2 separate regions of the Mus musculus genome follow, and region 1 is linked to region 2. Evidence: chromatin loops called from intact Hi-C (ENCODE). Cell type or tissue: gastrocnemius. All regions are shown on one strand. Each heading gives the region's core, and the rest is flanking DNA. Links, peaks and the distances in the headings are about the cores only. Region 1 overlaps Kcnc1 (potassium voltage gated channel, Shaw-related subfamily, member 1). Region 2 overlaps Sergef (secretion regulating guanine nucleotide exchange factor).

What was found. Hi-C counts contacts between places; a loop is a spot of excess contacts. Peaks named below come from ENCODE experiments on the same cell type or tissue, not always from the same donor. Only the 100,000 strongest peaks of a DNase experiment are listed, where the experiment ranks them.
Region 1: a loop joins it to region 2, with 1.9 times the contacts of the local background. A loop is called at or near these places in 2 of 42 quality-filtered maps.

Annotation. Positions count from the first base shown.
Region 1 is chr7:46,421,788-46,424,693 of GRCm38, reverse strand. The region is part of intron 1 of Kcnc1 (potassium voltage gated channel, Shaw-related subfamily, member 1); the gene reads right to left. Among named protein-coding and RNA genes, the nearest start is that of Kcnc1, 27 kb to the right of the region's middle. In gastrocnemius, for the core only: a CTCF peak has its summit at 1,703; DNase peaks (open chromatin) are centred at 538 and 1,710; H3K27ac peaks cover 1,681 bases.
Region 2 is chr7:46,534,232-46,537,137 of GRCm38, reverse strand. All of the region lies in intron 9 of Sergef (secretion regulating guanine nucleotide exchange factor), which reads left to right. Among named protein-coding and RNA genes, the nearest start is that of Sergef, 100 kb to the left of the region's middle. In gastrocnemius, for the core only: a CTCF peak has its summit at 1,561; a DNase peak (open chromatin) is centred at 1,597.

The DNA.
Region 1 (2,906 bases), core at 283-2,782, 110 kb after region 2:
ACAACTGAAATAAATCATTAACGAGAACAAAAAGAGTTAAATGTGGTGGCATAGGCTTGTAATCCCGGAGCTGAGGGGCAGAGACAAGTGGGCCTCTGGAGCTCACTGGCCAATCATTGTAGTGGAATTGGTGAGCCCCGCCAAGCGAGAGACCCTGTCTCCAAAAAGTGAGAGTAACTAAAGAAGATACCAGAAATTAATACATGCAACACACACAAGGCTAGCATGGGGAAACCCCTGCTTATCAAGGCTCGAGGTGCAGTCTGGGTCCCACTGCACTAACAGTGGAAGCTAGAAGGTAGGAAGCAAGAGCCAGACAGAGCCAGACAGAAAGACTCCATCAGGAAGTACCCTGATAGACTCCCTGACCTCTGCCTTCTCAGCCTCTGCTTCTACAAAGCCAAACCACTACTAAGCAAGCACAGGGCCCCAAAGACCTCTCTCTGGGCATGTGTGGATCCTTCCTGGGCTGTGGAAGAAGCGACTTCTGGAGTGCTGAGACACCCCAGTGTTCCATTAAGCTTAGACTAGCAGGAAAGCAGCCAGGACCCAGCCAAAGCCAAAACAGCTCATCCCTTTGCCAGACCCAAGGTTGGGAGGAGAGAGGAAAAACTACCAAAGTTCCAGGATCTACTATGTATCCTATCTTGGTAGAACAGGCAGTCATATCCCTACCGTGTCTAAAAGGAAAGGCGAGAACAAAGGTTTGGGGACTAAGCCAAGGGCTTCAAAGAGAATAAGGGAGTTGAGACAGCCCTGCTTATCAACTCAGACAATAAGCTCTCTCACCACCAAGCTGCCTGAGTTTTACTGAGAAGCCAGCCCTGGATCGAATGTTGACTATGGCTCCCTCTTCCCAGACCCCCTAAGAGCAGGCCATGCTGTCCCATGTAGCTCATGAAGGGCAGAGGTGACTAGATCCAACTAGATGTGATTGCGGCTACACCTTTGTGGATCTTAGACTCAGTTGCTCTGGAGCAGAAGCAGCCCTTTGAGGATGGACCAGTGATGAGATTATCCTTGGGTGGTCCAGTCTGCATCCTATGTAGCCTTCAGCCTTTGCTGAGCCCTTGGTAGAAAAGACCTCATAGTAGTCAGAATTATGGAGCACAGCTAAGACCAGGGTGGGGAAGTGGTGGTGGCAGGGCGACACACACAATCACGGTGATTATTGACTCCAGACAAAGAGGCAAGCTCTTCCTGATAGGCCCGGGACAGCAAGTTTGAGAGTAATGCTGGTGTTATCGTCCACAGGGCAAGCGCTGGGACCTGTGCCCTATATGAACTGTGTGCCAAGTCACCCACAGACCATGGATTCAATAACCCAGAGTACACGCTTAGCCGATGTCCTAAGCTCAGACACGAGGGCATAGGTGTAGAGAATATAGCTCAGTGCCTGGACCACACAAAGAAGACAAGAGCCAACTCACAAAGACTTCAACACAGTATGCTACCTCACACCAACCTGTCACACCCCGGTAGTATGCACACAGACAAATCATGTGTGCACACCCAGAGCAGCACATGAAGTAGTGCTGGAACCACATAGCGCGCGCGCGCGCGCGCACACACACACACACACACACACACACACACACACACACACACACACACAGCCCAGGCACTTCAGCCTTAGGCACCCTCCTACCCTCCTGGCAGTTTCCGCACAGCTCTCTGCCTGTCTCCACCCCATCCCCGCTAGGGGGCGACTGAGTTTCCCACAGCTCGGGCAGCTCAGTCTGTCTTGCCTCTCTGCCCCCTCAGCCTTCCCTGCCACCCTCAGACTGCCATTCCCGTGATGGTGGCTCCTTTATCCATTCTTTTCCCAGAGCAGCTGAGCCCCACCATAGTCAGGACCAGGTCAGCTGATCCCTCCTGGGACTATGACGTGAGGATGAAGAGCTCTGTCAGGTAGCCCAGAGGTAGCTGGCCCCCAACCTGGCCAGCGAGGTGGCTGCCTTGTAAAATTCAGGACACTCAGCGGCAACTGCTTGATGGTGCTACACAAACACAAGCTGGTAGTTTCTGGCTCTTTTTATTTTATTTTTTTCCCCCAGAACCAAATCACAAACCATGAGACCCACCAATTGTGTTCTAGAAAGTGGTAGCCATAGCAACAGAGCAAGGCATCCCATTTCTATGGTAACCAGGATGGTGAGGCTGTTGGCTGTAAAGTCAGACAAACCTACTAGGGATCTGTTGACTTAAGATGTTTTAGAAATCACCAAGTTATTTTTATCACAGCCCCACCCCTGAAACCATAAATTGGAAAGGCAACCTACTATCTATTGAAATGACCAATATGTGCTATGACTTCCACTTATGAATTATTTATGCCACGCTTGCCTTTAGAAAAAAAATGTGCTTGCCTTTCAGAGCTGTTCAGGGGTTCGCCATGGGGATCTGCATTTCAGGAACAGGCTCTGGTCAGAACACACGACAGAGACTGACATGACGCTCAGCCACTCACTTGCTGTGTGACCTTGACCAGTCCCAGTCTCCCCTCCCTCAACCACGAAAGTGAGAGCTAGACTTGCTGCGGGGGATCAAGGTTGCAGGCAGTAGGAGCCCATGATGGCTAATCAGGCCCATGTCCAGGCTTCAGGCTCCCAGAAACTGCAGGTCAGGTTTTCTGCCTAATGGGATCCACCCCCACGGTGGCGCATAACACCCATTGAAGTCAGTGATGCAGAGCAGACAGGAGAGCCAATTGTCTTAAATAAAGTGTCAGTTGAGTTGGGTTTAGAAACTGAATTAGTCTCATCTGGACTTCCTTAGGTTGGGTACGTCCACAGTGTACAGGGCTACAGCCTTGGAGAGCTCGAATCCTTTCCATTTGTTTGTTTTATCTACAGCCTCCAGCAGTAAGCCCAGGGAGGCCCCAGTGCTCTGATGGGTCCTGACGC
Region 2 (2,906 bases), core at 256-2,755:
GAGCCCAAGGGATGAGTTGAAATTGCTTCAGTGGGTGGGTGGGTGGGTGGCAGTGGTGGTTGGGGAGTTGTAGGTAAGGTACAAGGAGATACTTTAATGGGGACAGGGCATCGTGTGCTGGCGAGAGCTGTAGCGGAGGAGTAGTCAGCCTAGAATAGTGGTGGTGGGGTGAAGGGACTGTGGCAGTGACCGAGACCAAGTTGAGCAAAGGTTGTGGTAGTGATATCAAATAACGGATTCCGACATGCAGGAAGTGGCTTCATGTAGCCTCTGATGGGTCTGTCAAACCCAGAGCTGTTCTGCCTCACCCTGCCATGTCTCTGCCTCCCTGTCTCCATGTTCTTCCTTCACCTGACACTTGCTTCTTGGCTGGTTCTGCATGCCCAACCACCCTGGCCTGCGCAGTCCTGAGGAGAGAGGCTCAGTGTTCTGTGGTATCCCTTCCACGTGTGCCTCTCAGCATCCCTGCAGTTCATCCTCACTCCTGTCTCAGCAGCAGGGGTACTGGGGACAAGGTGACCTCACAGCCAGAGTTGCCAAGTTGTCTAAAGAAAAGCAAGGAGAGACACACTGCTGCTTTGCATTGCTAGACTAAATTTTTCAACAGAAGGGCAAGAACGGGCTACTCCTTCCTGCCCAGAGAAAACAAGGTCTGGTGTGGGTAACCATACAAGGTGGTGCTGGGAGGACAGGGCTGATGCCCTCAGCCTTTTATGGACTCAAGTGGAGCACTGGCATTGGAGTTGCCCCCACCACCACCCACCAGGGTCCATCCAGCCTCTTCATCTGATGAAGGCTTCGAAATGTCTAGAGTTCACGTGGTTTGCCCAAGGTCACAATAAGCGGGCAGCCAAAAGGGAACCAGAAAGGAAGTCTCTGGCTCTGTTCTTTCATGGGGCCCAGTGACAGTTCATGATTCTTTTTTCTGTTTTTCTTTTTCTTTTGTCATAAGTTTGACAGTTTGACAGTCTGGAGAATAAGACTCACAGTCTGTTTTAACAACAGTCAAGCTCGATATTCCCTGTCGTGCTCCCCCCCCCGTCCCCCCCCCATCCCCCGTCCCCCCCCCCCTCCCGTCCCTCCATAGGAATAGTTTGCCCAAGGTCACAGCGTGAGGGAGGGCAGTGCAGCCTGCAGACCTGAAGTCTAGTCCTTCTCTGCACATTCAGAGGCTCTTCCAGGGCTCTGGATCTAGAGAACTTGGGCTGAAAAGTCTCCTCCTTCAAGTGTCTTACAACCACAGTCGGCTTCACCAGCCCCTACCTCATGCCCCCCCCCCCACCCCCAGCCCCTTCCTCGGTCCTGTCTTTTCCTTGTGTGGCCGTGGAAACTGCGTCAGCTTAATTAGGCTGCTCGGTGCAGTACTTTTCCACTGAGTTTACTAGGAGCCGTGGATTTGTTGTAACAAGCTGCACTGCCGGCTGCAGTATCTGATTGGCATGCCAGGAGCATCACCAGTGAACAGCTAAATAGAGATGGGGAGGAAAGTGGGTCAGGAAGCAGGCCTCACTTGAGCTCGCTCGGTACCTGCAGAGGCTGCGGAAGGCAGCGCAGAGGCGGCAGGTGGCCACAGCATGGCACTGTCTCCCACAGCCTGAGCCTCAGCGCCGAGCACCCTGCCCCCACCAGCTCAATGCTGCAGCTCCCCTCCCCCTCTGCAGGTGCTTGCTCCTGTGGCCAATTTGCCTTCTGCTTCCTCTGTGGATGGACAAAGCTGTTATACCTGACAACCTGGGATGGGGGTGGCTTTTGGCTCAGAAACAATGCCAGAGAAGGGTTCAGTTGGAATCCTTAGCCACTGGCTTTCTAAACCATCAAGGCTTTTGGATTCCCAGGACTAGTACTGTAATGAGCTGGCTAGCTGGGTTTGATAGGGGTACACAGTGGAATATGAGCAGAGGGGCCGGTAGTGTTCCTCCTATTCCCATGTTTCCGCCTGCCCCTTCCTTAACTCTCTCCCTCCTCTCCCCCAATTATGTCACCTTCTTGTGCTGAGCTCCCAGAGAGAGAAGTGAGTGATTACGCCAGAGGGGACTAGGGGAACCTTCTTGAAGGCATCGAGGACTCGGTCAAGAGAAGAAGAGATGGAGGAAAACTGGTCAGAGCTTGCCGTGCAGATCTCAGGACTGCCTTGTGGAGGCCGGTGGCCTCCGTGGTAGCATAGAACTGGAGTCTGTCTCAGAATGGGAGGCTGCCTGGAACCATAAGGATCTGCTATCCACACTGCTCGGTGTAGAGATAGGCAAGCTAAGGCATAGACAGAAAAAGTGGGCCTGCCCTGTGCTGTTAGAACCACATCATGCCTTGTTTCTAATGCCGCTCGCTGGGAGAACATCAAGTCCCCTTTGGCTTTTTAGTCCTGTGTGTGAAGTCAGGAGCTTACCTGATGTTCTTCACCCATAAGCCACACGTTAGGGAAGGAACACTAGGCTCAGTTAACCTAGGGTCTCAGGCTCACTCAAATCCCATTTCTATAATGCTATCCTTCCTCTGCCCCAGTCCAGTACCTCAGGCCAGTGTGCACGGTTCCCTTAGCCATCGGGTTTCCTTGAATAATACTTGTGAGCAATGGGCCTCATCTCAGTGTGAGGGCCGATTCTCAGAACTGAAAAACCCCTGGTGGAAAGAACCAGGACTGTTGTGCTTGTATGCAGTTCTGAGAGAACACTGGGCTCGTATTGTTGAGAAATTGTTTTCAATAATTTCTACTTAAATTTACTGAAATTCACTTTAATGACCACCTTTGTTAGAACACTTCCACTCTGCACAGCACATCTTTCCCTTTGGAGGAGAAATCAGAGGGTGGAATAAAGCCAGTCTGCCTGACAGATCCTTTGGAGAGTTTTAGTTCAGCATGGTGTCTTTGGACTAAGTAATGAGACACTGAAATGAAGGACCGTGTGCCC